Linked DNA regions of Homo sapiens: all the other regions are linked to region 3. A link is a loop called in an ENCODE intact Hi-C map of the cell type or tissue named here. Cell type or tissue: CD4-positive, alpha-beta T cell. All regions are shown on one strand. Region 1 overlaps HSPA8 (heat shock protein family A (Hsp70) member 8). Region 2 overlaps CRTAM (cytotoxic and regulatory T cell molecule). Region 3 has its middle 52 kb from the start of CLMP. Region 4 has its middle 34 kb from the start of SNORD14E.

What was found. Peaks named below come from ENCODE experiments on the same cell type or tissue, not always from the same donor. Only the 100,000 strongest peaks of a DNase experiment are listed, where the experiment ranks them.
Region 1: it touches region 3 in a loop (4-fold over the local background); 7 of 110 quality-filtered maps call a loop at or near these places.
Region 2: it touches region 3 in a loop (5-fold over the local background); 12 of 110 quality-filtered maps call a loop at or near these places.
Region 4: it touches region 3 in a loop (2.9-fold over the local background); 2 of 110 quality-filtered maps call a loop at or near these places.

Annotation. Positions count from the first base shown.
Region 1 is chr11:123,049,781-123,057,780 of GRCh38, reverse strand. It overlaps HSPA8 (heat shock protein family A (Hsp70) member 8), which reads left to right. Exons shown (of 9, transcript NM_006597.6): 9 at 1-292. The coding sequence ends at 47. It also overlaps the pseudogene RPS26P43 and the pseudogene RPL31P47. Among named protein-coding and RNA genes, the nearest start is that of SNORD14E, 4.4 kb to the left of the region's middle. In CD4-positive, alpha-beta T cell, a CTCF peak has its summit at 3,285 (motif pointing right); DNase peaks (open chromatin) are centred at 2,923 and 3,310; H3K27ac peaks cover 629 bases.
Region 2 is chr11:122,860,460-122,868,459 of GRCh38, reverse strand. It overlaps CRTAM (cytotoxic and regulatory T cell molecule), which reads right to left. Exons shown (of 10, transcript NM_019604.4): 6 at 5,916-5,996; 7 at 3,741-3,824; 8 at 905-1,051; 9 at 361-447. Among named protein-coding and RNA genes, the nearest start is that of JHY, 18 kb to the left of the region's middle. In CD4-positive, alpha-beta T cell, CTCF peaks have their summits at 4,355 and 4,557; a DNase peak (open chromatin) is centred at 4,539.
Region 3 is chr11:123,243,518-123,251,517 of GRCh38, reverse strand. No RefSeq gene overlaps it. Among named protein-coding and RNA genes, the nearest start is that of CLMP, 52 kb to the right of the region's middle. In CD4-positive, alpha-beta T cell, CTCF peaks have their summits at 3,911 and 4,112 (motif pointing right); a DNase peak (open chromatin) is centred at 4,137.
Region 4 is chr11:123,020,108-123,028,107 of GRCh38, reverse strand. No RefSeq gene overlaps it. Among named protein-coding and RNA genes, the nearest start is that of SNORD14E, 34 kb to the left of the region's middle. In CD4-positive, alpha-beta T cell, CTCF peaks have their summits at 4,789 (motif pointing right), 6,736 and 6,935; DNase peaks (open chromatin) are centred at 4,797 and 6,937.

The sequences.
Region 1 (8,000 bases), 190 kb after region 3:
CCTCTGGTGGTGCTTCCTCAGGGCCCACCATTGAAGAGGTTGATTAAGCCAACCAAGTGTAGATGTAGCATTGTTCCACACATTTAAAACATTTGAAGGACCTAAATTCGTAGCAAATTCTGTGGCAGTTTTAAAAAGTTAAGCTGCTATAGTAAGTTACTGGGCATTCTCAATACTTGAATATGGAACATATGCACAGGGGAAGGAAATAACATTGCACTTTATAAACACTGTATTGTAAGTGGAAAATGCAATGTCTTAAATAAAACTATTTAAAATTGGCACCATACAATTGCTTTGAGTCTTTAAATAATCTCCCAGGCCAGCTGGTGGGAGAAGTAGGCTTAGGTGATTATGTGACTCTTACTTTCTCCTTCCTCTTAAGCTTGAGTTAACAAGGGCTGGGTGGCAAGTTGCCCTTCAGAGCATTGTGGATGGTACATTTTGGAATTCAGAGCTTTGAGAAGGGGAGCATAAGAAATTGGATCTGGATCAAACTAACCTTAGTCCTTAGGCTGGAGAGGCAGAAAGCTGACTTAATGGTGTTTTCTAAACTTATTCTGTGTGTAAGCCTGCCTAGGAGCAGAGGCTTTCCTGGAGGGTTGTGCTAGATGAGTAAGAATTTAGAGATCAGAATCAAATAATGGGCAGTGAATATTAAGCTACATGGCAGAGGTATCTGAATGTCAATCCCTTATATGAGCCACTGCCCTGTGGGCTTCCATTTCTTCCTGAGTTAAGATTATTCAGAAGGTCGGGGATGGAGCTAAGCTGCCACCTGGTTAATTAAGGTCCCAACAGTGAGTTGTGATAGCCTAGGGGAGCAGGCTGTTACCTGTCATTACGTACGTGACAGATTTCAGTGGACTAGCTAATCTTAGCATATGCCAAAAAGCTAATTCATGGAGGAGCTGCAGTTTTTCTCTTTGGTACTGAAGGGCTACTAATGTCTGGGTATCTCAGTGGGAATTTGTAGCACGATTTGATATACTTCTCATTCCATATTTTCTCCAAGGTTACAAAAAATGACAAGTAGTACACACTTCTTTTTTTGAAGGGTTTTACTCTTGTTGCCCAGGCTGTAGTGCAATAGCACGATCTCATTGCAATGGTGCAAACCCTGTCTCCTGGGTTCAAGGGATTCTCCTGCCTCAGCCTCCCAAGTAGCTGGGATTACAGCCATGCGCCACCATTCCTGGCTAATTTGTATTTTTTAGTAGAGATGAGGTTTCTCCATGTTGGTCAGGCTGATCTCCCTACCTCAGGTGGTGCACCCGCCTCGGCCTCCCAAAATGCTGGGATTACAGGTGTGAGTCACTGCACCTGACAGCAATGCACGTTTTTGGCATGTTTCTTTTGTTTGGGTGAGAATCTTACCTGGGCTTCAGTTTTCCATAGGGGTGTGTTATCACTTGTGCAGGCTGGACTGGAACTCCTGGGTCCAAGTGGTCACCCAGCCTTAGTTCCAAGTAGCTGGCTCTACAGGTGTATGTCACTGCACATGGCCATACCATGTATTTGAGATGCTACAAACTTTTTTGATGCCTTGACTCAACGAGACTAAAGGGTAAATATACTTTGATCTCGTTTCATGTGGAATCTTAAAAATATGTGGAAGGTTTTCAGTGGTAGCTGTTACTGTAAATTTTTGAACTTCAGGTTAATGTTAGCTTAATGTTCATTAGCAAAACACAAAATTAGAGGAGTAAATATGGCAATGTTTCCCCTATACAGATAATAACTTGTTGGACATGTGTAATGTATAGCAAGGAATTGGGGCCTGGGAAGGTGGGAATTAATATTTGCTAGGTTTTCTCAGTTATTCGTATTATACTTTCATCTATTTATAAACCAGAATGTGTTTATAGATGATACTGAGGCTCAGGTGGACACTTAATGTCATCACATAGTCTAATCTGGGGAAATGGATTTTTTTTTTTTTTTGAGAGCCTCCAGCCTCCCTTACCTAGGCTGGAGTGCAGTGGTGCGATCTCACTGCAGACATTGCCTCCCACTTTTGCATCCTCCCACCTTTGCATTCTCCCACCTGACTAGCTGGGACACCATGCCCAGCTAATTTTCATATTTTCTATAGAGCGGGAGTTTTGCCATGTTGCCAGGCTGGTCTTGAATTTTTGACCTCAAAATGGTTTGCCCCACCTTGACCTCCCAAAGTGCCGAGATTACAGGTGTGAGCCACTGTGCCTGGCCTATTGTTTGTAATTAGGGTTCTGCTGTGGGCTAGTAGTTTAAAAAACCAGTAAAGATGTTTAAACCCTATAAATGTCTAATTAGCTGTTAGGTAAGGCTTAGAGAAAGAGAAGGTAACCATAGGGACAGCAGTGTCTACCACTTCCCATTGAATTTCGAGTTAATGGCAATTGCTTCTCCCCTTATTTGATTCTCCAAATAACCTTACAATGGAGGGATGTTTGGATGCTCTGGCTGTGCATGCACAAATCTACACGGTGGCAAAATTTGCTTTTGCAAGTTACTGTAAGGAGGTTTGAGTTTATAAGAGGAAACTCCATGACCTAGATGGTTCTGTCCCTGCTGCACAGGGCGCTACTGGATTGGGAAGACAGGCCAAAAAACTTAATCTCTAGGTCCAGTTTAGGAGTTACATGCAGGTTTCTGGTGAACTTGGCAATATGGTTATATTCTAAAATGTATTTTTATTACTATAGCTCTCTCAGTTTCTACTTGACCTTATTAGACATTTTTCTTTTTTTTTTTTTTTTTTGGAGATGGGAGTCTTGCTCTGTTTCCCAGGCTGGAGTGCAGTGGTGTGATCTCAGCTTGCTGCAGCCTCCACCTCCCGGGCTCAAGCAATTCTGCCTAAGTCTCCTGAGTAGCTGGGACTACAGGTGCACGCTGCCACACCCAGCTAATGTTTTGTGTTTTAGTAGAGATGGGGTTTCATCGTGTACCGAGGCTCAGTATCCTGAGCTCAGGCAATCTGCCCGCCTCCCAAAGTGCTGGGATTACAAGCATGAGCCACCACGCCTGGCCCTTAATAGACTTAAACTTCTAAGGCAATAGTATAAAGCCACAATAATAAAATTATCCAACAATATTACTACAATATTTGTTACATATAAAATTAAAAAATGACAATGCCCGTGAAAAATCCTTTGTCCAAACTATATTGAGTACTTACAATGTTCCAGGCTTTAGGCTTTCAAAGGAAAAGTGGTCTTTTGGATTCCATTAAGGTGGGATGAAGTGGTTGCAGGACATAAATAGAAACGCTGAGAGTTTCCGTATCTGTGGGTCTACGTACTGATGTAGTCATCTTTGTCCACTAGATGGCAGTAGCTATTTATAAAACTATCAGAGTACCCCGGGGGAAGCTGCTGTAGCATTGTCTGTGCTGTTTGTTGTGCTTTCTAGCTGGAAGCACAGCAAATAATGAAGAAGGAAAAGGAAGTCAGCTCTAAATATCCACAATTACCTTCCAGGCAAAGCATTCTTTTTCTCCTTTTTTTTTTTTTTTTTTTGAGATGGAATTTCGCTCTTGTTGCCCAGGCTGGAGTGCGATGATGAGATCTCAGCTCACTGCAACCTCCACCTCCCGGGCTCAAGCAATTCTCCTGCCTCAGCTTCCCGAGTAGCTGGGATTACAGCCATGCGCCACCATGCCCGGCTAATTTTGTGGTTTTGGTAGAGACAGGGTTTCTCCATGTTGGTCAGGCTGGTCTCGAGCTCCCGAGCTCGGGTGATCCACCCGCTTCAGCCTCCCAAAGTGCTGGGATTACAGGTGTGAGCCACTGCGCCCGGCCCAGCATTCTCAACTGAGCAAGTGCCCTGCTTAGGTGGGAGTAATGGCTTGAGTTGAGATCTCAGGATACTTGGGCAATGGGTATGGAGGGATGGGTAATACAGACAGGTTTAGAATACAGAGGGTGAGGTGAAGAAAAAGCTCAGAGAATATAGCCTTTCCGGAGCCACACTGGCTAGTTTAAGTCCCCATATTATTTCCCTCATCCCCCTGAACTGCTTCTGGGTTTCTCAACACACTTTGGTGAAATGCTTAAATTCCTCAGGAAGCTCACCCAAGAATGGAGAAGCACCTGTGTGCACACCTGTGTTCCCAGTGTCTGGCACATAAGCAACATATATTTGTCAAGTGAATGAATAAAAAGGGGTGGGTGGAGCAGGTACCCAAGAGGGTAGAATGTGCTCCCTTTGTGCTTTATAATAGTCTGCTCATGATCATCTCTCTTGGAAGAGTGGGAGGGTGGTTGCTGGATGAGCTCAGACTCACTCTCTGTTCCTTGCAGGGTGGGGAGCCAACATTAGAGTTGCATGTGATGAGAAGAAAGTGATCAAACCTGGAGCAGATTTGGGTAAAGGAAAGTTGGCAATAACAGAATTGCCAAGATCTTGACCGGAATAAAGGTCTTTACATTGCCCCTGAGATCTGGGCACTATGTGGAGTCAGTGGGATGAACAGAGACAGTGTAGCTAGTCTGCAGTATAAGACTGTCAGGGCCTGCCTGGAGCAATGGGGCCTGTCCTAGAACACTGGGCCACAGCACAGAACATTCAGAGCATGCAGCCAGCTCAATTTTTTATTTATTTTATTTTATTATTATTATTATTTAGACAGGGTCTTGCTCTGTCACTCAAGCTGGGATGCAGTTTCATGATCACAGCTCACTGCAGCCTCCGCCTCCTGGGCTCAAGTGATCCTCTTACTGAGTAACTGGAACCACAAGCGCATGCCACCACGGCCAGCTAATTTTGTACTTTTTTGTGTAGAGATGGGGTTTTGCCATGTTGCCAAGATAAAGACACCATCAAGAAAGTGAAAGGCAAACCCATAAAACTAGATAAAATATAAATCATATATCTGATAAGGGACTGTTATCCCGAATATATGAAAAACACTCATAACTCAAAAAGACAACCCATTTTTTAAAATGGGCAAAATGTCTGAATAGACACTTCTTCAATGAAGATAAACAAATAGCTAATAAGCACATGAAAAGATGCTCAACATTAGCCACCAGTGAAATGCAAGTTATCACAGAGATAGAATTTCTCGTACATTAGGAATTTCTCGTATAATCAAGCTGGCAAGGATGTAGAGAACTTAGGACCCTCATACACTGTTGGTGGTATAGCCATTTTGGAAAACACTGATGGGGCTGGGCGCTGTGGCTCACACCTGTAATCCCAGCACTTTGAGAGGCCGAGGAGGAGGGCGGATCACCTGCGGTCGGGAGTTCAAGACCAGCCTGGGCAACGTGGTGAAACCCCATCTCTACTAAAAATACAAAAATTAGCCGGATATGGTGGTGTGTGCCTGTAATCCCAGCTACTCCGGAGGCTGAAGCAAAAGAATCGCTTGAACCCGGGAAGCAGAGGTTGCAGTGAGCTGAGATCACACCACTGCACTCCAGCCTGGGCAACAGAGTGAGACTTTGTCTCAAATAAAAAAAAAAAAAGGAATTGAGTACTGATATGTGGTACAACATAGATTAGCCTTAAAAACATTATGGTAAGTGAAAGAACCCAGTCATAAAAAAACACATATGATTCTATTGATATGAAATGTGCAGAATAGGAAATCTTTTAAGACAAAAAAGATTGATGGTTGCATAGGCTGAGGGGAAAAACGGGGAGAAATACAGAGTGATAAAGGGTATGGGATATTTGTTTTGGGGTGATCAGATTGTTCTAAATTAATTGTGATGATTGCACAATTCTGTAAACTAAAAATATTGAATTACACACTTTAGATGGGTGAATTGTATGATCTCAATAAATACATATATTAACTGAAAAAGAAAGAGGCGTAGGGCTGGTTTCCCCTGCAAGGAGAAAAGAGAAAGCGAGACAGAGACAGAGACAAAGGCCTACCATTGTAATTGGGAACATGGATGAGGAAGAACAATATTGCTCAGCTGAAGGCTGAGGTGGGTGGATTGCTTGAGGCCAGGAATTCAAGAGCAGCCTGGGCAACATGGCAAAATCTCATCTCTACTAAAACACAAAAATTAGCTGGGCATGGTGGCGTATGCCTGTGGTCCTAGCTGCTTGGGAGGCTGAGATGGGAGGATGGCTTGAACCTGGGAGGCAGAGGTTGCAGTGAGCTGAGATGGTGCCACTGCACTCCATCCTGGGCGATGGAGTGAGACTCTGTCCGCCCCCCCACTCCACAAAAAAGAAGGAAAAAGAAAAAAAAAATAAGATTCTTACTCTCAAAGAATGGAATAATCATGGCTGTGCTGGGTTTACTGGGCTTTTTTTTTTTTGGTAGTTTTATACTTTTATTTTATAATCAACAGTTAGCGCTCATCCATGTTGACGGTCTATACATTTTTGAAAGTGGTAACAGGTACATAGGTACAGCGCTGTTTTTGGTGAATCTTCATCCTCATGTTTTCTGTGCACATGGATATGGATATAGTATGGGACATTCCTTATTCCTTTGGCCCAGACAGTTTTGTTAAGCCTGATATCAATGTGTACATCTGGAGTCCGCATCTCCATGGCCAATTTCCGGATCTCTCTGAGTGCCCAAGGGGCACCCTTTTTGAAGCCCACTTCACGGGTACGCATGTAAATGTTGATGGTGGAGTCTCAGATGATCACCTCCGCTGATGGCAGAATGGTCCTTCTCACCGCCCTTCTCTGCAAGAGCCATTCTGCTGGGTCCAGACCTTTTCGTTTTTGTTTTTGTTTTTGTTTTTTTGAGACAGAGTTTCACTCTGTTGCCGAGGCTGGAATGCAGTGGCGCCATCTCGGCTCACTGCAACCTCCACTGCCCGAGTTCAAAGGATTGTCGGCTTCAGCTTCAGGAGTAGCTGGGATTACAGGCATGCGCCACCATGCCTGGCTAAATTTTTTGTATTTTTAGTAGCGACAGGGTTTCACCATGTTGGCCAGGCTGGTCTCGAACTCCTGGCCTCAAGCGGTCCACCCATCTTGGCCTCCCACAGTGCTGGGATTACAGGCGTGAGCCACTGTGCTGGCCTGTTTTTTATTTTTTTAAAAATTTCTACACTTTCATTTGAGACATTGTGGTCACTCAAACCAAGTGGATACAGGTCCCCTTAGGAGCTGGGAAAAGATTAGATTGTACTGAAAAGAAGGTGGGTTGTGGCCTTATGGGCGCGGTGGCTCACGCCTGTAATCTCAGCACTGTGGGAAACTGAGGCAGGCAGATCACCTGAGGTCAGGAGTTCAAGACCAGCCTGGCCAACATGGTGAAACCCCAACTCTACTAAAAATACAAAAATTAGCCAGGTGTGGCGGCACATGCCTGTAATCCCAGCTACTCAGGAGGCTGAGGCAGGAGAATCATTGGAACGAGGGAGGCGGAGGTTCCAGTGAGCCAAGATTGCGCCACTGCACTCCAGCCTGGGCGACAGAGCGAGACTCCATGTCAAAAAGAGAAAGAAAGAAAGGAAAGAAGGAACAACGGTCTTGCCAAGAAGGGCTTCGGTCACGTGCAGTCTATTCACTGCAAGAACTGTGCCCGATGCGTGCCCAAGGATAAGGCCATTGAGAAATTCATCATTTGGCCAGGCGCGGTGGCTCACACCTGTAATCCCAGCACTTTGGGAGGCCAAGGTGGGCAGATCACGAGGTCAAGAGATTGAGACCATCCTGGCCAACATGGTGAAAGCCCGTCCCTACTAAAAATACAAAAATTAGCTGGGCATGGTGGCAAGCGCCTGTAGTCCCAGCTATTCGGGAAGCTGAGGCAGGAGAATCGCTTGAACTAGGGAGGCAGAGGTTGCAGTGAGGCAAGATCGTGCCACTGCACTCAGCCCTGGTGACAGAGTGAGACTCTGTCTCAAAAAAAATAAAAAAAATTTGTCATTTGAAACATAGTGGAGGCTGCAGCAATCAGGGACATTTCTGAAGCAAGCGTCTTCGATACCTATGTGCTTCCCAAGCTGAATGTGAAGCTACATTACTGTGTGAGTTGTGCAATTCACAGCAAAGTAGTCAGGAATTAATCTCATGACACCAGCAAGGTCCAT
Region 2 (8,000 bases), 380 kb after region 3:
CTGGAATACACTCCCTCCTCTCTCCTGGCAGCAGAACTCGAGACTCCCTAGCTTCGGATTTCAGGACTTAACGCTGGCGGTCCCCTGAGTTCTCAGGCCTTTGAACTTGGACTGAGCCAGGCTACCAGCATACCAGGGTCTCCAGTTTGCAGACCTCCTGTCCAAGGACTTGTCAGCCTCCATAATCTCATGAGCCAATTCCCCTAATAAATCCCACCTCATACACACACACACACACACACACACACACACACACACACACACACACACATATTCTGTTGTCTCTGTCTCTCTGGAGAAATCTGACTAATACATTAATGAACCTCATTGTTCAGATCTCAGGTCATACAGTTGACTTACATTGGCCATTTTTCTCTTCAGATGATGTTTCTTCATTATTTGACCTTGATCTGTAACTTTCTAGTGTGTGTTCTGAAACTTCGTTTTCTACAAAAAAAGAAAATCAAGCAACTAATTTCTGATGCCATGGACATGTAGAAATGTATATTTGAATAAGATAATACCTCTGTTACTGTGCAATAGTAGACTTACCATGCCCCTCCCATAACTCATACCTCATTAATTCAACACATAGTTTTTGATTCCTGTAGGGACTGTGCTAGGCAGTCCTGGGATTTTTATCCTTCTGTGAATAGAAGTGTCTATCATTTAATGCCAATTTCTGGATCTATGCTAGTTTCTATTGATTATACACTCTTAGACTATAGTCCCTGGAGATTCACACCCGAGTTTACTAGAAAACAAACAATTGCTTATCTGAGACAGCACTTATCAAATAGATTATGTAGTGTCTGACAGAAAGCTTTAATGGACAGAATTTCCCTTTTTTTTAGCCATTTGTTCTGGCGTCTTATAGCCCCCGTCAGGTTCCCTGCCCACTGACCTTTCTTCCATATCACATGTGCTTTCCTCAGCTTCATGATGAAGAGCTGGACTATGATGAAGAGTATGAAAATGAGGAAGGACACCAGCGTGAGCAGCAGGATGCCACTTTTCTTTCTTGCCAGTCCTAAATACTGAGGATTTGCTTCTATAAGGAAAATGAAAAAGGAGTTTAGATACTTTGGGTTTTTTTTTTTTTTTTGCCACTGGAGAATATGTAACAATACTTCTACAATGTGATATAAGCTAATAGACAGCTCAGATGAAGAGATGAGAAAGAGCTTACCCCTGAAGGTAAAGAGACTTACATTGTTCATTCTCTGAGAACAAGCAAACAGGCATACAACAAACAAGGCAATTATGTGTGATGATTTGAAAAGATTTTTTAAGTGACGTAGCTATTGGGCTAGTTATTTTTTATTTCTACAGAAAGCATATGAGAAAATCGACTTAAGTTATAGTCAGGAGATTCAAATTAGCTTTAGGAATGATTTTTAGCAAAATATAGTTAAGTAGCAAGAGGGATTGTTAAGGAGTTTAAAAAACTATCCAAATAAAATGAAAATTTATTTATCTTGGTTAGGTTAAATGTGGCCCTACAGGAAGGCATTTGGGCTAAATCAGATGAGCTTGTGAAAATATTTCTAGCCAGGTGCAGTGGCTCATGCCTGTAATCCCAGCACTTTGGGAGGCTGGGATGGGAGGGTTGCTTGAGGCCAGGAGTTTGAGACCAGCCTGGGCAACATAGTGACACTTTGTCTCTACAAAAATAATAATAATAAAAAATTAGCCAGGAGCAGTGGTGCACACCTGTAGTCCTAGCTACTTGGGAGACTGAGGCAGAGGATCACTTGAGTCCAGGAGTTTAAGGTTACAGTGAGCTATGACTGTGAAACTGCACTCCAACCTGGGAGACAGATGAGACCTGTCTCTTAAAAAAAAAAAAAAAGGCTTTCTAAACCTAGAATTCTGATTCTATGGGCTGTAGTCTTGCTAAATGTCCTAGTCACCTCATCTTAACCAATGAATAATTAAGGAGTGCCAGCTATGTGTAGAACATTGTGCTTGGACCTACAGAAGGCACAGTTCACATGCTTTGGGGATTAGCTGTCTCTATATATAAACAAATTAATAAAAACAAACAAAAGTAAGATATGTCAAATTCTGGATCCATATGTATTTATATCATAGTGTGTTCAGGGGTTCAGAGGCAAGAATGGTCTCTGAGGGTTGAGTTGGTCAAAAAAGTTTTCAGTGAAGATATTGGCCTTGAAGAGGGAGTAAGGAGAGGTGAGAGGAGGTCTCCTCTTCCACCAGGGGCAGTGAGGATAAACAAGGGCAGGGCGATTGAAAAGGGTTGATGTTTTCAGAGAAAAATATGTATCTCATAAGGACTTTGTAGATATGAGACTGCAGAAGTAGGTAATAGATGGCACCTAATGAGGTGTTTGGGACTCATGCTCTGTGTTGTAGACTTCAGGAAGCTATAAAGGGTTTTAGAACACAGGTATGCAGATAAAGAGATATTTTGATGGTAGGGTGCTAAAAGTGAACCAGAGGAGGAGAAACTGAAGTTATAATACTCCATGCAGGAGATGATGAGAGCCTGGATTGGGACGTTAACAGTGACAATGGACAAAATACCTGAAAGACAAGACTCAAAAGTTCTTGGAAATTGACTGATTTTATATACGTGTGTGCATATGCATATACATATACACATAGATATATTTGTACACATACATAGGAGTGATAGATAACACCAAGGTTTGGGACCCGTGTGTTGCTTTGGGGCCTGTGTGATGCTTTGGACAAGCTGATTTTGTGGGAGAAGGTGCTGTTTGGTATTTAGCAATGTTGAGTTTGGGGAAATCACAGAAAATTCAGCTACAGATACATAGAAAATGGAAAGAAATTGGGAGCAATGCTGAGGAGGATGTTCTGGAAATATAGGTATAGAAATCTTTTGCTTACTGGGCACAGTGGCTCACACCTGTAATCCCAGCTATTTGGGAGGTGGAGGTAGGAGATCTCTTGAGCCCTGGAGTTCAAGGCTGCGGTGAACATGATCGTGCCCCTGCACCCTGGCCTGGGAGACAGAGAGAGACCCTGTCTCTAAAAACAAAACAAAACCAGAAAAAAAAAAGAGAGAAATCTTTTGCCTAGTGGCAACAGGAACCATCTTGGGAATGAGTAAACTCTTTAAAAAATAAGGGAAGAACAGCCGGGCGCGGTGGCTCACGCCTGTAATCCCAGCACTTTGGGAGGCCGAGGCAGGCAGATCACCGGAGGTCGGGAGTTCAAGACCAGACTGACCAACATGGATAAACCCCATCTCTACTAAAAATACAAAATTAGCTGGGGTGGTGGCGTGTGCCTGTAATCCCAGCTACTCGGGAGGCTAAGGCAGGAGAATCACTTGAACCCGGGAGGTGGAGGTTATAGTGAGCTGGGATTGCACCACTGCACTCCAGCCTGGGCAACAAGAAAGAAACTCTGTCTCACAAAAAAAATATATATATATAAAAAAAAGGGAAGAACAAAAGATGGAGAAGTAAAATCAGAAGTACATACACATTTAAGAAGTCAGAAGAGGAAGATAAGTTAATTAATGGATACAGAGAAGCAGTGGTTAGCAACAAATAACAGAACCAGGAAAAGTATGTCAAGAAGCCGAGAGGTAACTAAATCAAGGAGGGACAAGGGAGTGATTAACCAATCATGTCCTAAAGGGCAGAAAGGTCAAGAAAAGGGAGGACTGACAAAGGCCATTGAATTTATCGATTAAGAGGTTAAAATGTCGAGTGTTTATTCTAAATGCAGTGGGTGACACTTACCGGTGGTCAAGTCAGGATCTTGAGTGGTTTGTTCTTTCTCTTCCTTGTCAATCTCCGATGTACTAGAATCTTCCGTTACTGAGACTAAAGTGAAAGAAGATAAAACATGAGCTATGCATGCATTATATACATGTGACTACATACAACTGTAGTTACGTAAGTCTTCCCAGAGCAGCTTGGGAAGCCAAATTTAAAAACAGTACTGAGATCATTTGTGAACTATGGATTTCTTGCAAACATAATTGCAAATGGCTAGGCTCACTTTGCCTTATTTTTTTAAGGTAAATGTTTTGGGCATTTACTCTGTGCCTGGCCTTGAACTGAGCACTTGGTATATATTATTTCTCACCACAGCTCTGAGAAAACGGAGGTTTAGAGCAGTTATGTAAAGTACCTAAAGTCCTGTAGCAAATAAGTGGCAAAGCCAATACATAAACTCTGTTTTACCTAACTCTAGAGCCCAGCATTTAAACCATTATTTCATATTTCCATCCTGAATCAGGCCTATTAGGGAGAAGGTCTTTAGGATGCTTCAAGATAACAACTGAACACCGAGGAACGGCATTCCAAGCTTTAATTATAGAAAACCTACAGCCTGAAATTTATGTTGAAATATAGCTTCAGTTATTCAAACCTCTGCTTGCCTCCCCATTAGAAGTGGGATGTACTATGATGTTTTTTCTAGATAAGATAAATTATAAAAAATCAGAAACTGTGTGGTTTTTTTTTCCAGATTTTACTGCTGATGTTTCCAATTTCCTTTTTTCTCTCTGCAGTTTCTTGCTTTTTAGTCCATTGCACAGCGCCACTATGTGGACCCCGAGGGGAATGAAGCCTCCCATTCTATTGAAAATGGGTATTAAATGTAATAAAATCGTAGAAATGGAAAGCTGAAAGGAATTTTAGAAACCCTATTTTAAAAGTCTTATATATGAAAAAGCAGAGCAGAAAATTGAGTTGCTCAGTAGCAAGCCGTTAAAGATTACTAGATTCTAAACACGTTTACAAATATTGGATTATTAAAGCAAGTGATGTGGCTGTTCCACTTCATAATATTTTCAATTTCCATTGTCCTTCAAAAAATTGTATGGTACATGTTGTATTTATCAGTGTTTAGAAATCCCAAACATTTACTTTTAAATATTATTTAGGATACAAATTTTTAAAAATATGATCTGATACTCAGAACTATGAACATGATAATGCTCTGAAAGCCCTTATTCCAACAAATGAAATTATTATTGACACATTACATGAAATGGAAAGAGAATATGTAGGAATTTATGCCTTTCTGGATGAGGCTAATAGTCTTGCTCAAAGCACCATAACCAATTCTTTCTTTCTTTCTTTTTCTTTCTTTCTTTCTTTTTCTTTCTTTCTTTCTTTCTTTCTTTCTTTTTCTTTCTTTCTTTTCTTTCTCTCTTTCTTTCTTTTTCTTTCTTTCTTTTTCTTTCTTTCTTTTCTTTCTCTCTTTCTTTCTTTCTTTCTTTCGTAATTCATTTTCTGAGAAGCTGCTATTGCTGGATACTATGCTAGGTAAAATACAAAGTTAAATTAGATATACAATCATTGCTCTGAGTTAACCTCTAGTGAGTTCACTGTCTAAAAAATTGGAATTATAATCCAGGCTTTCTAAATTATTCTGTATTTGTAGTTCAATCCCATCATCAAAAATGACCTGAGTTATTGACAATCAAGTAATTGATGTGCCTTCAGAGGTGATTTTGTTATTCAATGACAACACCAAATCTCCAGCTTCTGCTTCTTTTCTCTTTGTTGATACCAAGTCTGTGTTTTGTGTTTGGTGTGCTTCAGATGGGAAAACAAAGAAACGAGTCTCTCTATAAATGAATTCAACTTTGTCCTTTACTGCAGAGGAAATTCAAATGTCACAGTCGTGAATGTGTGTGTGTACATGTGTACATCTCTATCTCAGGCAAACTAGAACTGAACTTGCAAAGCTTTATGTCAGCCTGAAGCCCATCCCACTAAGTATTCCGATGCCTGATGTGGTTCTTCTCTAGGATGGTACAAAGCTGGAGCCAGTTGGAGGGGCCTGTATGGTCTTAGTAAAAATTAAAACAAAAAATATTCTTAAAACTTAGAATGAGAAAAATAACCTTCCCAAGGAAACGTGATTTTTTAAAAACAAGTTTGAATGATTTTGACACTTACCAGTACTGGTGGGCTGCTGTGGGTCTTGAGAGGATAGAGAGTTTCTCTCCAGAGCATCTGAAGCTGTCTCTTCATCAGTAACTAGGAAAGGGGAAAAACAAAATTCTGCTACTATAGAGAGCAGTTTTACCCACATTGTGCTCAGTAAAAGAGATTGGAGAATATATTTAGCGGCTACCTGCTTGTAGAGGTTGTGCAGAAACCCCAGAACTGTGTGTTCTGTGGCTCCTGCTCTGGTTTTTGAATCTGTATCCCACTGAGTGTCCATCTGCTCACCTGCCTGGCTTAAAGCACAGCATGCTGGACCTCTGTGTGGTGGCAGTGGTAGGCAAAGAGTATTCACTGTTTCTATCTGTGTCCTTCTATCCATCAATCAATCCCTCTGTCTGTTTATCTACCCATCCACCTATCTATCTACCTATTAGATGGCTTTGGAATCAGCCTCAGACTGGGCTGAATTCCAGTGCTGCTATTTACCTGCTCCTGAATGAGTTGGACAAGATACCCGACCTAGCACTTTTTTTTCTCTTATCTGTAAAATGGAGATACTGACAGCATTTACCTCTTCGAGTGTTTTGTGAGAATTAGTAAGTTCATTTATATAACATGTTTAGTACAATGCCTAGCTATTTATGAAGCACAGTGCTAAATGTTATTGTATAACATTAATCAATGCTTAGGAATGTTTCCAGAGGGTCAGCCTAGTATAGGTTTTACCAGTCATTGAACAGGTTTTACCAGCCACATCCAGGAAGCATGTAATAACTGTGCCTGTCACTTTACAAATACTAACACTGACATGTCGGGTGGGCACAGTGGCTCACACCTGTAATCTCAGCACTTTGGAAGGCTGAGGTGGGTGGATCGCCTGAAATCAGGAGTTCAAGACCAGCCTGGTCAACATGGTGAAACCCCATCTCTACTTTAAATACAAAAAACTAGCCGGGCGTGGTGGTGTGTGTGTGTTTGTAATCCCAGCTACTTGGGAGGCTAAGGCAAGAGAATTGCTTGAACCTGGGAGGCAGAGGTTGCAGTGAGCCAAGATGGCACCACTGCACTCAAGCCTGGGCGACAGAGCGAGGAGACTCCCTCTCAAAAAAAAAAAAAAAAAAAAAAAAAAAAAATATATATATATATATATATATATATATATATATACGTATATGTATGTGTGTGTGTGTGTATATATATATATACTGACACGTCACAGGTGGTTCATGTTTTTATAAAATTTGTGAGTGCTTCTTGGTGTTTATTTAATCAAATAATTTTCCATGGTTTTGAAAACATATCTGGTTAATCAAACATTCAAACTGTATGAAAAATATAAAAATACCTGAATTGTGTGTAAGGGCTCTGAGGAAAGAAAGAATTACTAAGGAAACATTATAGAGATAATAGTATAGACTATAAGGCTAAAATGAACTCTGACCACACAGGTGCCAGAGAAAATTGAAGAAAGAGGAGAGCTGCTGGCAATGAAAAGAGGGAAAAGCTGGAATGCTAGTCAAATAGAAGTACTGGGAATAAATTTTAAGAAGAATATGGGGCCGGGCACAATGGTTCATGCCTGTAATCCCAGTTCTGTGGGGGGCCGAGGCAGGCAGATTGCTTAAGCCCAGGAGTTTGAGACCAGCCTAGGCAACATGGCAAGACCCCATCTCTACAAAAAAATAGCTGGGCATGGTGGTGCGCCCCTGTAGTTCCAACTACTCAGGAGGCCAAGGTAGGAGGATCATCTGAGCCCAGAGAGGTCGAGGCTGCTGTGAACCGTGATTACACCATTGCGCTCCAGCCTGGGTGACAGAGTGAGACCCTGTCTCAAAATTTTAAAAAAGAAGAAGGACATCACTGGGGACATATAGAATAAAATTTATCAATAGTGATTTAAATCTTCTAACATAGTATATACTATGTGAATTCAGAAAATTATGTTTATGTACAAAACAAGTTTTATCTATACATATTTAAAACTAGACTCTGTATTTACTTTGATTTATCCTGTTAATTAACAAGCTAGCAAACTATTGCATTTAGACTGAATGTTGTTTTAATTGGGTGGATACTGGCACATGATGATCTACC
Region 3 (8,000 bases):
TTCAGTTTCTCTTGAGTGCAGATATAGTAGGAGGACTCAGCCACACACAAGACAGACACTGCTGAAAATGACTGTGAGTCCCCCAGCATCTCTTCTCAGCAGGTTTTACAGCCTCAGAGTGAGGAATCTGAGAAAACATCACCCATCCACTCTCACTTGTTGGGTTTCTAGCTTTCCACCCTGTCTCTGCCTCGGACTCTGTCTCCACCCCTGCCTGTCTTGCTGTTTCCTTCTGTAGGCTTTCCTATCTGCCTCTCCTCTCTGTCATCTTTCTCTCCTTCACACATGTGCTCATACATACACATGCTTGCTCACACACAGGCGTGCAAACACACACATGCACACCCGCACTCCCCTAGTCCATCCTGCCTGAGCGATCACAAATCCAAACGAGACAGCATGAGGAAGTCCAACAAAGGGAGCCCTGATGAGCAGACGGACGGCCATTGAGTTTGCATTTCTTATTCATAGAAGGCGCTGGAAATGTGACGGAGAAGAGCTGCTGCCAGATGTCTCATGCCATGGCTTCATTGATCGCTCTTTCTCAGCATCAAATGAGTAACAGCACGACCAGGAGAAAAATGCTCCTAAAAACTGGAACAGACTGTCAACTGGTTCCAATAAAGGATCCGATTCATTATTTTTCAAAACCCAGACTCGGGCCTGAACATAAAGTAGATTTCTTTTTTTTTTTTTTTTTTTTTTTTGAGACGGAGTCTTGCTCTGTCACCCAGGCTGCAGTGCAGCGGCTTGATCTCGGCTCAATGCAAGCTCCACCTCCCGGGTTCACGCCATTCTCCTCCTCAGCCTCCCGAGTAGCTGGGACTACAGGCACCTGCCACCACGCCTGGCTAATTTTTTGTATTTTTAGTAGAGACGGGGTTTCACCATGTTAGCCAGGATGGTCTCAATCTCCTGACCTCATGATCCACCAGCCTCGGCCTCCCAAAGTGCTGGGATTACAGGCGTGAGCCACCGCGCCTGGCTGATTTCTTTTTTTTTTTTTTAATTTATTATTATTATTATTCTTTTCTATAGTGCTGAAGTAGGTTTCTTAAGTCAAAATATCATCCTATCTTCTAGCTCTTGTCCTCTGTCTTGAAGAAATGAGGACGTGAGGAAGGCGAATTGTTTGGTTGATGAGATGTTTGCAGCCATTTGGGCTGTTAAACAAACAAAGCCCACGTGAAACATCCCCCAAATTATTCAGAGCACAAGTTCTTGCTACGAAAAATAGTAATATTTGCTACAAATAAATACATTTACAATGTAGTATTTTAGTAAGGCTAAACACACACACACACACACACACACCGAAAAACCATAAACAACACTGAAAGGCAAATATTTCTGATTCTTCCTTTCTGCCCTAAATCCAGTTCAGCTGCAAGTCCCATGAGCTCTTCCCTCAAGGAGTGTCTAGGGCTCATTGACTTCTCCCCTCTCCAGTGGCTGCCACCCATAGCTAAGCCATCATCACATCTTATCTGGACCGACACACAGTCTTCCTCACTGTCTGTCTGTGGTGCCCCCTCTGCCTCCCTCACTGTCCTTTTGCCAGAGAACCGCCTGCACGCCCTTTGAATAAGGTAAATGAGACCATCTCTTATGCCCATAAAATCCTTCATTTCCAACCTCATCTAAGATAAGAACTGAATTCACCGCAGCCTTGCTACCTCTCTAACCCCATAGCCTCCTGCTGTCCCTCTTCTTGTTTTTCTTTTTTCTTTTCTTTTTTTTTTTTTGAGACAGAGTCTCACTCTGTCACCCAGACTGGAGTGCAGTGGCGCGATCTCAGCTCACTGCACCCTCAACCTCCCAGGTCCAAGCAATTCTCATGCCTCAGCCACCTGAGCAGCTGGGGCTGCAGACACAGCTGGGCCACCGTGCCCAGCTAATTATGTCTCTCTTGTTCTCTATGCCGTGGTATCAACAGCCTTCATTTGGACACTGGTGCAGCAGGCTTACTCGCCTGTGGGGTATTTGCCCTTTCTCTGACTTCTGTCTGAAGGTTCTTCCTGGGTTGAAATGTTGCTGACTCCTTGTCCTCATGTGGATCCCACCTACTCAGAGCAGCCCTTCCCAACAGCCTCAACTAAAGGAACAAACTCCCCCATCACCTTACCTTGCTTCAAAGCACTCACATGCAGGGTGCAGTGACTCACACCTGTCATCCCAGCACTTTGGGAGGCTGAGGCGGGAGGATCACTTGAGCCCAAGAGTTTGAGAACAGCCAGGCCAACATAGTGAGACCCACTCTCAGCAAAAAAAAAAAAAAAAAAAAAAAACACCCACTACTTTTTTAATGAGCCAGGCATGGTGGTGCATGCCTGTAGTCCCAGCTACTCAGGAGGCTGAGATGGGAGGACCTCTTGAGCCCAGGAGGTCTAGGCTACAGTGAGACACTGCACCCCAGCCTGGGCGACAGAGTGAGACTCTGACTCAAAACAAACAACAACAACAACAAAGCACTCACCAAAATCTAAAACTATTTACTTGCTTTTACATTTCTCTTCCCTCTTCACTTAAACTCCACAAAAGCAGAAACCCCATCTATCCTTTTGTAAATCACTGAATCTCCAGAATCTAGAACAGCACCTGATAACACACCCTAAGTGCTGATTGATTGTTGAATGAATTCATGAAGGTGTTGAATAAGGTGTTGATGAATAAGTTAAATTTTTTTAACTTTAATGACAGACCTAGGGTTAATAACTCTAATATGTAAGAGCCTTTATTATTCAGCAAGAAAAATATGAATAAGCCCAAGAAAGGCTGGGCCAGAAGTTCCCAGCCAAGATCCAGGAAAATATATTCTCAGCCCAGACAATAATACTGAGACACCATCTTTTCCTGTCTCTTCTGTTGAAAATAAAAAGGATGTTAAAGGCAAAAGGGAAGGAGGTATTTGACCCTGTAGAAGGGACCGAAAATAGACAAGCCAGGCGTGGTGGGTCATGCCTGTAATCCCAGCACTTTGGGAGGCTGAGGCGGGTAGATCACCTGAGGTCAGGAGTTCAAGACCAGCCTGGCCAACATGGTGAAACCCCGTCTCTACTAAAAATACAAAAATTAACCAGGTGTGGTGTTGGGTGCCTGTAATCCCAGCTCCTAGGGAGGCTGAGGCAGGAGAATCGCTTGAACCTGGGACGGGTGGAGGTTGCAGTGAGCCAAGATGGTATCATTGCACTCCAGCCTGGGCAACAAGAGCAAAACTCCATCTCAAAAAAAAAAAAAGAAAGAGAGAAAGACAGAGAGAGGAAAGAGAAAGAAAGAAAGAGAGAGAGAGAAGGAAAGAAGGAAGGAAGGGAGGAAGGAAGGAAGGAAGGAAGGAAAGAAGGAAGAAAGGAAGGAGAGAAAGAAGAAAGAGAAAGAAAGAAAGAAAAGAAAGAAAGAAAGGAAGGAAAGAAAGAGAAAATAGATAAAAAGAAGAGGTCAAGGAAGGAAGAGGACGAGGGGCCATGTGGTACACGTGTCACTTTAAGTTACCAGGTCAAGCAATCAAGGAGGGTGCTGTCTCATTTCAGGATAACTGCAGCCAGCCCCAGTGAGGCAAGGCCAAGAAATAAAGCATTGTTCACTTTCTATCACTGCCTGGTCTCCGTTCCCCTCCTCTCTTCTCTGTTTTCTTGTTCCTGGAATAGACGAATAGAATTAAAGTGGAACCGGAGAGAGAAAAGTGGTCAGTAGGAATATTGAGGGGAGAGGTATATATTAATAGAATAATATAACATAACAAAATATCTGTTTGGTAAGTGATAGGCTTGTGGCTGTAATTTTTTAATTTTTCTACAATAAACATATTACTTGCATAATTTTGAACTTTAAAAAAATAATAATTCATCATGGGGTGGGGCATATGTATTTACAGAATCCCATCGGTGGTACCAGACCCCATAGCTCCCCGATCCACACAGCTGCAACTGGGTAGTTATAACATTTGTATCTCCCCAAATCAGCGTAGAGTTGATGGAAATTCAAATGGTGATAGAAGACCAGGGCAGGAGAAAGAATAGAAAGACAAGGCACGGACATTTAATCAATGACCCTGAGGAAATTTGAGCTGATCAAGCTGCAGGCGCCCCTGCTCCCGACAGGAGCCAGTGACACCCGCTGCCCACAAGGGGGCGGTATCTAACCAACTGCAAACCCAGCTTGAGCGGCCGCGGCACCTGAATGCAGCTATTTGGAATACACTCGAAAACTGAGTTTCTTTAGCCATTGATTAGTTTATGTGTCTGTCTTGCTATCGTTTTGACCCCAGAGTGCACCAAAATACTGAAAGCTCAGAACTGGACGCCAATTTTCAGGAGTAGCTTCTCATAAAAGATCAACAACATTTAGTGCCAATCCTTTGATGACCTTCCTCCCTGCTCATCTCACACAAAACCCAAAGCCTTGTTAGCCCTTGAAGTCACAAATTACATTAAAAGGAAAAAAGGGAAGAAAAATTCAAAGTCTGGTTTCAGAGCCAAAAATGGAAGGTGCTGGCCGGGCATGGTGCCTCATGCCTGTAATCCCAGCACTTTGGGAGGCCAAGGCAGGCAGATCACTTCAGGCAGGAGTTCAAGACCAGCCTGGGCAGCATAGCAAGACCCAGTCTCTACAAAAAATACAGAAAGTAGCTGGGCATGGTGGCGCACTCCTGTGGTCCCAGCTGCTCAGGGAGGCCTCAGCCTCCTGAGGCTTGCTTGAGTCCAAGAGGTCAAGGTTGCAGTGAGCTGTGATCAAACCACACACTCCAGCCTGGGTGACAGAATGAGACCCTGTCTCAAAAAAAAAAAAAAAGAAAAAGAAAAAAGAAAAAAGAAAAATCCAAAAATGGAAGGTGGAGGGATGTCTCTAAATAAGAAAAACATCTGGGCAGGCACGGTGGCTCACACCTGTAATCCCAGCACCTTGGGAGGCCGAGGCAGGTGGGTCACCTGAGGTCAGGAGTTTGAGACCAGCCTCAACATGGAGAAACCCCGTCTCTACTAAAAATACAAAATTAGCCGACTGTGGTGGTACATGCCTGTAATCCCAGCTACTCGGGAGGCTGAGGCAGGAGAATTGCTTGAACCTGGGAGGTGGAGGTTGCAGTGAGCCAAGATTGCACCATTGCACTCCAGCCTGGGCAACAAGAGCAAAACTCCATCTCAAAAAAAAAAAGAAAGAAAGAAAGAAAGAAAAACATCTGAATAGAGGTTACCATCCGGTCCTGGTGTCATCTTAGCCCTCCCATCCCACTCCCAAAGCCAGAGGGGCCCCCAAGACAAAGAGGCCTATATAAAAATGCAGAGCTGGCCGGGCACGGTGACTCACGCCTGTAATCCCAGCATTTTGGGAGGCTGAGGCGGGCGAATCATGAGGTCAGGAGATCGAGACCCTCCTGGTTAACACAGTGAAACTCCTTTTCTACTAAAAATACAAAAAAATTAGCCAGGTGTGGCAGTGTGTGCCTGTAGTCCCAGCTACTTGGGAGGCTGAGGCAGGAGAATGGTGTGAACCTGGGAGGCGGAGCTTGCAGTGAGCCGAGATCGCACCACTGCACTCCAGCCTGGGCGATACAGCGAGACTCCCTCTCAAAAAAAATAAAAAATAAAAATAAAATAAATGAAAACACCAGAGCTATGCTATTTGAGCCTGGGATTCAGGACCACTTCAAATCCTCAGATCTCAACAGATCACAGAAATCAAACTCTATTTACTTCCGCATCCCTGGTCCCAAAGACTTAGCTTGACAAGGAAAGAGAGCAAACAATAGACCCGGAAACCAAAGACCAAATCTAAATAATGTAATTACTCTCCAGTTGCACCTCACTGGTTTATTTCCTTTGGATGAACACCCCACCACACCCACAAACACAGTGTGCTAACCTTTATCTAGAATCAGGGGTTCTCAAACTTCAGTGCGCATCAGAACCCTCTGAAGGGTTGATAAACCACAACCGGCCGGGCCCCTCCCCTGGAGTTTTTCATTCAGCAGGAATAGGGTGGGCCTGATAATTTGCATTTCCAACAAGTTCCCACTGACGCTGATGCTGCTGGTTGAGGGACCACACTTTGAGAACCACTGTTTATTAATAACACAGTACAGAGGGATTGGCCCATATATTGACTTAAGCATGAGAATGCTCAGAAAAAAAATCCATCAAATAAGAAACTAATGTTTATTAACACTACCATATGCTGGATGCTTTACATTCGTTATCTCCTCTTATTTCATCTTCACTAATTTCTGAAATTCAGTATCATTATTCCCATTTTCAAATGAGAAAACGAAGGCTACAGGAGGTTGGTTGACTGAGGTCATTCAGCTAGTAAAGTGTTAGAAACGGATTTGATCCAGCTTCAAAGTCCATGCTGAATATTCATTCTATCTCCCATATGAAAAGCAGATGAATTGAAATGAACAAAGAAGAATAAAAATAAGCAGTTTTTTTGTTGTTATTGTTGTTGTTGTTTGAGATGGAGTCTGGCTCTGTCTCCCAGGCTGGAGTGCAGTGGCGCGATCTCAGCTCACTGCAACCTCTGACTCCCGGGTTCAAGCGATTCTCCTACCTCAGCCTCCCAAGTAGCTGGGATTACAGGCACCCACCGCCACTCCTGGCTAATTTTTGTATTTTTGGTAGAGGTGGGGTTTCACCGTGTTGGTCAGGCTGGTCTCGAACTCTTAACCTCCGGTGATGTGCCCACCTCGGCCTCCCAAAGTGCTGGGATGACAGGTGTGAGCCACCACGCCCAGCCAAAAATAAGTAGCTTTTAAATGAAAGTGGAAAAGCAAGCAGTGTAGGGAAGCTTTATAGCCACAATTGGTATCAGAGGTGGCTATGAGGTCGCCCTCGTGCCCCATGAAACGTGTAGCTCTTGGAAGAGGCCGGACTCAGAAAGCCCAGCCAGTGTTTAAGCTGAAGTAGCAACGAGAGGTCCTGCCTCAAAGAGAACACTATACATTATTTAGAATAGCAAGTGATTTCTATTTTTGCACTCTGAGGAGAAGAGGTATTTGCCAAAAAGAGTGTTAGGGATGTTTGTTAAAAGGTTTTTTTTTAACAGATCAGAAATCCCCAAGTTGGAGGCTTTTTAAAATGATGAATCAAAAAAGTGGAAAAAACAAATGTGACGAATGCTTAAATGGCCAAGAAACTGATTAACACCCCTCACAGCTTTCAGGTTTCTAACTCAAAAAGCAAGTGTTTGCTTCCTTAAGCATTCCCTTTCTGTTTTATTAGTCAAACAGGAAGCATTTTGATTCTGAGGGTTTTTGTGTGTGTGTGTGTTTGGTTTTGTGTGTGTGTTTGTTTATGTGTGGGTAGGGGAAGTTTCTATTCAAAGTAATGCATTGTCAGGAAATACACCTTTTGCATAAAATAATCTCAATATCCAACAAAGACTCAAATAGTTGGTATGTCTTGGCGAACAATTAAACAGATTTACATCATTAGCAATAGCGTGGAAATAAATCTAATTTCACCGTATTAGGTTACACACAATTTAATTCAACCAACAGAGCCTCCTCTGTGCAAACAAGGTGTTACCTACAAGAAACTTGTAATTTAATCAGAGTAGTAAGATGGACATACTAATAATTATGGTAACCATGATCCAGCGGGAAGGAAGCCTGTCATGAAGAATCACTGCTTTCTTCACAGTCCCTCTCACGGGTCTCTTTCTGCTCCTGTCCTGGTGTATTGTCCGCCAGCTGCCGTCTAAATGGTTCTAACCCTTCTGATGGCTTTGTTGCCCCTGACTCTGACTCGCCCAACATGCTGCTACCAGACTTATCTTCCTAAATCAGAGGGAAATTTGATGCCCCAGCTCAAAGTCTTCCTGGGGGTTTTAGTTACCTGCAGAGCTAAAGTCATACTGGTTATCAATGTCCTCCACAATTCAACTGCAAACCACCTCACCAACATTATCCCCTTTCACCCGTCTAGGAAAGGCCTCAACTCCAGGCAAATTGATATCCTCGCTATGCCTGAGACACTACAGACCCTCCTACTTAGAACCCAATGACA
Region 4 (8,000 bases), 220 kb after region 3:
GTGAATTGTATGGTACGTGCCTAACATCTCAATAAAGCTGTTGAAAAATTCTCTTCTCATAGTGCTCATATCTTAGTGGAAAGCAAAAGGATTCAACCTTCTAAGGATCTTTCCAATCTGTCCACTTCTCTTTGTCCAGCACGTTACCATCTCCTCTTTGGATCACCACAAAAGCCTCCCGCCTCTTCTGGCTCCAGTGTGGCCTGCTGTGAATCTCCTCTATAAATCTCCACTTTGCTGCCTTAGAAATCTTTCTGAAGGGCCATTGAGATGCTCCTCCTGCCTCCATCTCACCACGGCTTCCACAGCCTTAAAGGTGAAGTCCAGGCTCTTTCACTCCACTGAAAAGGCCCTGTATGATCTGGTCCCTACTAATCTCTGACTTCATTTCTCACCACTCATCACTTGGGCCACGAACTCTTTCAGTTTTGCAAATCTCTTTGCCCTGTCTCAATTCCAGGCTTTTGCAAAGCCTGATTGTTCTGCCTTTTGGGTCTCAGCTCACATGCCACTTGTTCTGGAAGCTTTTTTCTTAAATACTCCCCGTCTTCACACAGTAGAGCCCTGCCCCCGCAACAGGTGTGTGCCCATTCATTTCCTAGACTTACTGCGTGCCAGGCACCTTTTTTTGTTTGAGACAGGGTCTCGCTCTGCCACCCAGGCTGGAGTGCAGTGATGTTATCGTGGCTCACTGCAGCCTTGACTTCTCAGGCTCAATTGGTCCCCCAGCCTTAGCCTCCCAGGTAGCTGGGACTATAGTGCATGCCACCATGCTCAGCTAATTTTTTTTTTTTTATTTTACTGTAGAGACATGGTTTTACCATGTTGTCCACGCTGGTCTCAAACTCCTGAGCTCAAGCGATTCACCAGGCACCATTCTAAGTGCAACGTTATAAAATTAACTCCTTTAATTTTCACAACAACCATATGATGTAGATACTATTATTATTCTTATTGTACAGATGAGAAAATTGAGGCATAGAGAGGTTAAGTAACTTTCCCAAAGTCACACAGCTGGTGATGGAGCACGGATTTGAACCCAGACAATATGGCTCTAGAATTTGTGCTAACTGCCATGTTCTGTGGCCTGAAATTGCTTAACACATCTTGGCACTTATTATACACTGTAATTGACTCTTTAATTATATCTCCATGTGACTTTTAGTTTATGGGAGGTAGGAATTATGTCTGGCTTTTTCATTATTGTGTTCCCAGCATGAGGCCTAGCCCATAGTTTTTTAATTAAAAAGAAGAATGAACAAACTAATTAATTAATTAAGATAGAGATATGTGAGATGTACAAGAAGAAAGTTATTGGATTTCTAGCTCATAGAAGGACAATGTTCTGATTAATTGATATTATGTTAAAAGTTCTCTAACGTACAGGATACATATTTCTTGAGAAATTATATTCTGGTTAAAGTGCCTTATACACAGTGGATGGTTCATAATTCTTGCTTAGTTTTTTACAACTTTTTATTGTAAATTATGTAAGATTTACAAAAATAGTACAAAGAATTTCTATATCCTCTTTACCTAACTTCTCCAAATGTTAACATATGATATAATAACAGTACAAAGATAAAATTGGGAAGTTAACATTACTACTTAATTCATTGCTATCTCATTTAATTCTCATTATCTGTTTCAATACTGTCCTTTTGTTTTTTGAGACAGAGTCTTGCTCTGTCGCCCAGGCTGGAGTGCAATGGCACGGTCTCGGCTCACTGCAACCTCCGCCTCCTGGGTTCAAGCAATTCTCCTGCCTCAGCCTCCGGAGTAGCTGGAATTACAGGGGCCCGCCACCATGCCTGGCTAATTTTTGTATTTTTAGTAGAGATGGGGTTTCACCGTGTTGCCACACTGGTCTTGAACTGCTGAATCTTGTGATCCGCCCACCTCGGCCTCCCAAAGTGCTGGGATTACAGGCGTGAGCCACTGCATCTGGACTCAATACTGTCCTTTTTATGATCCATGATCCAAACCAGGATTACACATTGCCTTTATTTATTAGCCTGTTTTAAGCTGGGACGATGTCTCAGTTTTTCTTTATCTTTTCCAACCTTGACACCTTTGAAGAGCAGCTGTCAGTTATTTTGTGGAACATCCCTCCATTTGGGTATGTCTGCATTCCTTGCAGACATTAAATTCAGGTTATGCATTTTTGGTAAGGATACCACATAAGGGATGCCATGTCCTTCTCAGTGCATCATATCAGGAAGCACACAATAAGCTTTAATCTTGGTTAAGGCTATATATGCCACATTTCTACATTGTGAAGTTATGACATTTCTCACTGTAATTAATAGGCATCTCATGGAAAAATACTTAGAGACTAAATAAATATCATGTTTCTGGTAATAATTTCATCCATGAATTTTAGCATCCACTGATACGTTCTTGAAAAACAATTTTTACTGTGATCTTTGCCATTGGTGACTTGCTATTTGCATCACTCCTTCTGCATTTATTAATTGGAGTATTACAGTAAGAAAGAACTTTCCTTTCTTCCTCATTTATTTGTTTATTCAATTTTTTATTTAAATAAGTATGGGCTCATGAATATTGCTTTTAATCTGTGAGTGAACATTATTATCTTTTAAACATTTTTGTTGTTCAGATTGTCCCAGATCTAGGAGTCTTACCAAGTTGGCTTGTGTCATTTCAACATGTGTCCATCATTTTTTGAGCACTTCCTTAGTTACTAGCTCCACAAGATGTCCTAAGTTCATTCTGTTCTTCCCTGCCCCAGCCGTATAATCAGCTATCTGTTTAAGTAGACCGGGTTCCTTTTTACTGGAGAATAATATTTAGAAAGAAAGATCTGCAGTGAAATCCCGTCTCTACTAAACACACACACACACACACACACACACACACACACACACACACACACACATTAGCCGGGCGTGGTGGTGGGTGCCTGTAGTCCCAGCTACTGGAGAGGCTGAGGCAGGAGAATGTCGTGAACCCGGGAGGCGGAGCTTGCAGTGAGCCGAGATCACGCCACTGCACTCCAGCCTGGGCGACAGAGCAAGACTCAGGCTCAAAAAAAAAAAAAAAAAAAAGATCTGGGCACTAGATGCTTACTGCTACTGGGGTGTCATTGTTTCCTCCCTCAGTGATCAGGGCTAGGAAATATACGTATGTGTACACTTAAACATGTCTTTACTTATTTCCCTGTCTCTCTATTAAAAACTATGACTTTGCCGGGTGCAGTGGCTCACGCCTTTAATCCCAGCACTTTGGGAGTCCGCGGTGGGCGGATCACGATGACAGCAGTTTGAGATCAGCCTGGCCAGCATAGTGAAACCCTGTCTCTACTAAAAATACAAAAATTAGCCGGGCGTGTTGGCGCACTCCTGTAGTCCCAGCTACTTGGGAGGCTGAGGCAGGAGAATTGCTTGAACTCGGGAGATGGAGGTTGTGGTGAGCTGAGATCTCACCACTACACTCTAGCCTGGGCAAAAGAGAGACTCTGTCTGAAAAAAGAAAAAACAAAAAACAAAAAACAAAAAAAACCTATTATTTTATATTGATACCTCCAGTTCCATTCCAGCTCTCAGGGTTCATTCTATTATTTCCCTTTCTTGTTTTTAATTCCTTTCTCTGACAGTAAAAAATTCGGTGGTTATTATTCACAATGTATTTACTTATTTGTTCAACACTAGATTACACATAAAACAGTTTTAGAATTTCCAACCTACAGCCTTGTGAAAAACAAATTTATTAAATACAGTAAAATTTGTGTGCTCTTTGCGTTTAGAGTACATAGTTAAATAACAGTCCAAAGTTACTTAATTCTTTTTTCTCACCTCTTTTATTGTGGTTATGTTATAAACCTGTAATAAATTGAATGCATTTTTTTTTCTTTTGAGACGGAGTTTCGCTCTTGTTGCCCAGGCTGGAGTGCAATGGCGCGATTTCGGCTCACCGCAACCTCCGCCTCATGGGTTCAAGCGATTCTCCTGCCTCAGCCTCCCGAGTAGCTGGGATTACAAGCATGTACCACCACGCCTAGCTAATTTTGTATTTTCAGTAGAGATGGTGTTTCTCCATGTTCAATGAATATTTTAAAACATAAATAGTATTTGTAAAAATATATTGAAAAACACCATATATATGGAACTGTCTTGCAGACAACTTGAAGGCTTGGAGAAATATCTCCAGGCTAAGTACTCCCAAGCCTGTAGGAGGGTTAGAACCCTCATCTCTTCCTACCTTACTCCTTTCACCGGATGTCCTTATCTGTTTCTGTATCACCTGTTTCCTTAGTCCTGTGGGAAGACATTCTCACAAGTGCTTTAAAAGTCCTGAACTTCACTCTAACCCACCTCCACTGAAGTTTCCATTGGTTTGGCCGCAGGTCAAATAAAGCCTTTTTGTTCCTTTTTTTTTGAGACGGTGTCTCGCTCTGTCGCCCAGGCTGGAGGGCAGTGGCGCGATCTCGGCTCACTGCAACCTCCGCCTCCCAGGTTCAAGCAATTCTCCTGCCTCAGCCTCCCGAGTAGCTGGGACTACAGGCGCACGCCGCCACGCCCAGCTAATTTTTTGTATTTTGTTAGAGACGGGGTTTCACCGTGTTGTCCAGGCTGTTCCCGAACTCCTGAGCTCAGGCAATCCGCCCACCTCGGCCTCCCAAAGTGTTAGGATTACAGGCGTGAGCCACCGCGCCCGGCCTTTTTTGTTACTTTTAATACCACTTTTGTCGCTGGGGAGTTTTCTACGCTATCAGCCCTACCTGGATCAAAGATCTCACTGCAATCCCTTTTCCTTTTCGCTTGTGCTGAAGATGGCCACCAGGTGGCACTTTAGAGTCTCCTTCGGCCCCATTTTGAAAGTCAGCTGCTTGGATTCGGTTGACTTTAGAAAGCAACGTATTCATGAGATGGGAAGAGATATTCTAGTTGCTTTTTAATTTTAGTTAAGAAATTTCCTGCCATTTAGGTCCAAGCAAAATGAAAAAAAGGAAGCACATTTCAGCCTCTGTCCTCTTCTTTGCCTAGGAATCTTGAACTCCTTCCATCTTCCTTTATAAAACTTCTCTCAAGGAAAAACAAACATACATATTTGTTGATAGCCAAAGCGGGTTTATCTAAGAGTGACTGAGCTCCTTGGTCTATCAGCCTCTGCAAAAGAAGCTCAGACAGGACATCAAGAGGCTGGAATCCAGGTAGAAACTCCACCACTGACTCTCAGTACTTCCTTGAGTCATTTAGCTTTTTTGGAGCTTCAGTTTTCTTATGTGTAAAACAAACGGATTGAACTCCATGCTCTCAAACACAAATCCCTCAGATGCCAGGTGGATACCATAAATCTATGAAGAGGCTGAAGAGGGGTTTAGGACAACAGGATCTTGTATCGACTAAACTAGAATTACAAAATGCATGCTCTATGAAATGCATTCAAATTTAAATTTTTAAAAAAAGATTGAAAAGACCAAACAAAATACCTCTGGGCATTGAAAGTGTTCAGAAAGCTCCTAGTGTGCAGTTTGTAGACTGGAGAATCTTTATCACTGAGGTTTCTTTTCTTTTCTTTCTTCTTCCTTCTGTCTCACTCTGCACCCAGGCTGGAGTGCAGTGGTGCAATCTTGGCTCATTGCAGCCTTGATCTTCCAGGCTCAAGGGCTCCTCCTGCCTCAGTCTACCAAGTAGCTGGAACTACAGGCACGAGCCACCATGCCTGGCTAATTTTTGTGTTTGTTTTTTTTTGTTGTTGTTGTGTTGGATTTTCACAGTGTTGTCCAGGCTGGTCTCAAACTCCTGAGCTCAAGCAATCCATACGCCTCAGCCTCCCAAAGTGCTAGGATTACAGTTGTGAGCCACCGTGCACAGCCTCACTCATGCTCTTCTATCTGTTTGAAATATTAGCCACTACCCCTGTTCTCCATCACCTCTGCATAACTAAATCCTAATTTTTTTCTTACAAAACCCACTCAAATGCCACTTACTCAAGGATGTTTCCCTTGATTTGAGTCTTTCTAAATTAAAAGATTTTTTTCTTTCTTCTGAATTCCCCTCCTTTTGGCCCTTATTGCTTTTTTAACTGTATTATTTATGTGCTGGTCATCAGTCTTTCACTACATATTTACTTTTAAGATCCTTGAGAGCAGAGTCCATGTCTAATTAATTTTATGTCTCCAACATCTGGAAAATCAGCCAACAAATATTTATTGAGTACCTAGTTGATTCATGTTTACGTGATTTTAGGCACTCAGCACAAAATTGTGGAGACTTAATAAGTGTTTGCTGAATTAATGGTATTAAATGGCCAGCCAGGATAGCAAAAATGAGAAAAGAAGATACTACCAAATGTTAGTGAACATGTGGAAGAATTGGAAATCTTATACTCTGCTGGCCCCTATAATCTTTGCACTCCAGTGTGTTCCAATCACTTTTTCACTTTTTTTTTTTTTTTTTTTTTTGCAGACAGATTCTCTCTCTGTCACCCAGGCTGGAGTGCTGTGGCACAATCTCGGCTCACTGCAACCTCAGCCTCCCAGGTTCAATTGATTCTCCTGCCTCCGCCTCCCAAATAGCTGGGACTACAGGTGTATCCCACCATGCCCAGCTATTTTTTTTTTTTTTAATTTTTAGTGGAGATGGGGTTTTGCCATATTGGCCAGGCTCGTCTTGAACTCCTGACGTCAAGTGATCTGCCCACCTCGGCCTCCCAAAGTGCTGGGATTACAGGTGTGAGCCACCATGCCCGGCCTCCCATCACTATCTTATGTTGCATGGCAAGAGGGATTTTGCAGATGTAATTAAGTTTACTAATCAGTTGATGTTACAATGGGAAGATTGAGCGGGCCCAATCTAATCCTATGAGCCGTTTAAAAGCTGAGAGTTTTCTTCAGCTGGGGGCAGAAGAGGAAGTCAGAGAGATTCAAAGCTCAAGAAGGACCTGATGCATTGCTGCTGATTTAACAATAGAGGGAGCCCCTGGGCCTGAGTGTGGCCTCTGGAAGCTAAGAGCAGCCCTCAGCTAACAGCCTGCCAGAAAATGGAGACCTCAATCCTATATAACTGCAAGGAACAATTCTGGCAACAACCTCAATGGGTTTGGAAGCAGAATGTTCCCTAGAGCCTCCCAGTGAGAACCAAGACCAGCTGACACCTTGATTTTGGCCTTGGAAGCAGAGAGACCAGTTGAGCCTGCCTGGACTTTTGACCTACAGAACTGTGAGATAATAAATGGGTACTGTTTTAACCTACTAAGTTTGTGGTAATTTTCTATGCAACAATTTCAAAACAAATACAGACACTCAAGCAGCTCTGTGGAGGGATGCACAGGGAGAGGAACTGAGGCTCCCGCTGAAAGCCAGCACCAACTTGCTGGCTATGTGAGTGAGCCACCTTGAAAACATGGATCTCTGTCCCCAGTCAAGCCTTCACATGACTGCAGCCCTGCTGACATGTTGACCACCACTTCATGAGAAGGTCTGAGCCAGAAACACCCAACCAAGCTGCTTTGGAATTCCTGACTCACATACATCATTAGAGATAAAAATTGATTATCATTGTTGTGAGCCACTAAGTTTTAGAGTAAATTGTTATGAAGCAATAGATCACTAATAAGCGCTCAGTAAGTGTTTACAGACTGATTGGGCACCCTAGGGCATTATAGCCAAGCAGGGAAATTTCAGGCACCTCTGATGTCTGGCGTCTCAGAATTCCAACCACACCTGCAGCCCTGTCCTCACTAAGGCAGATCCTTTACCTAACTACCTTTCCCTCCTGCCCTAAGTCCTTGCTGGAATTCCTGCCTGAGCTTCTCAGGGTCTAGACTTGCCTGAGTTGCTCTGAACATGCTTCAGTTTCCTTAGCATAAAAATGAGAGAAGGCGGGTGCAGTGGCTCATGCTTGTAAATCCAACACTTTGGGAGGGTGAAGTGGGTGGATCACCTGAGGTCAGGAGTTTAAGACCAGCCTGGCCCAACATGGTGAAACCTCATCTCTGCTAAAAAAAAAAAAAAATAGCCAGGTGTGGTGGCACAC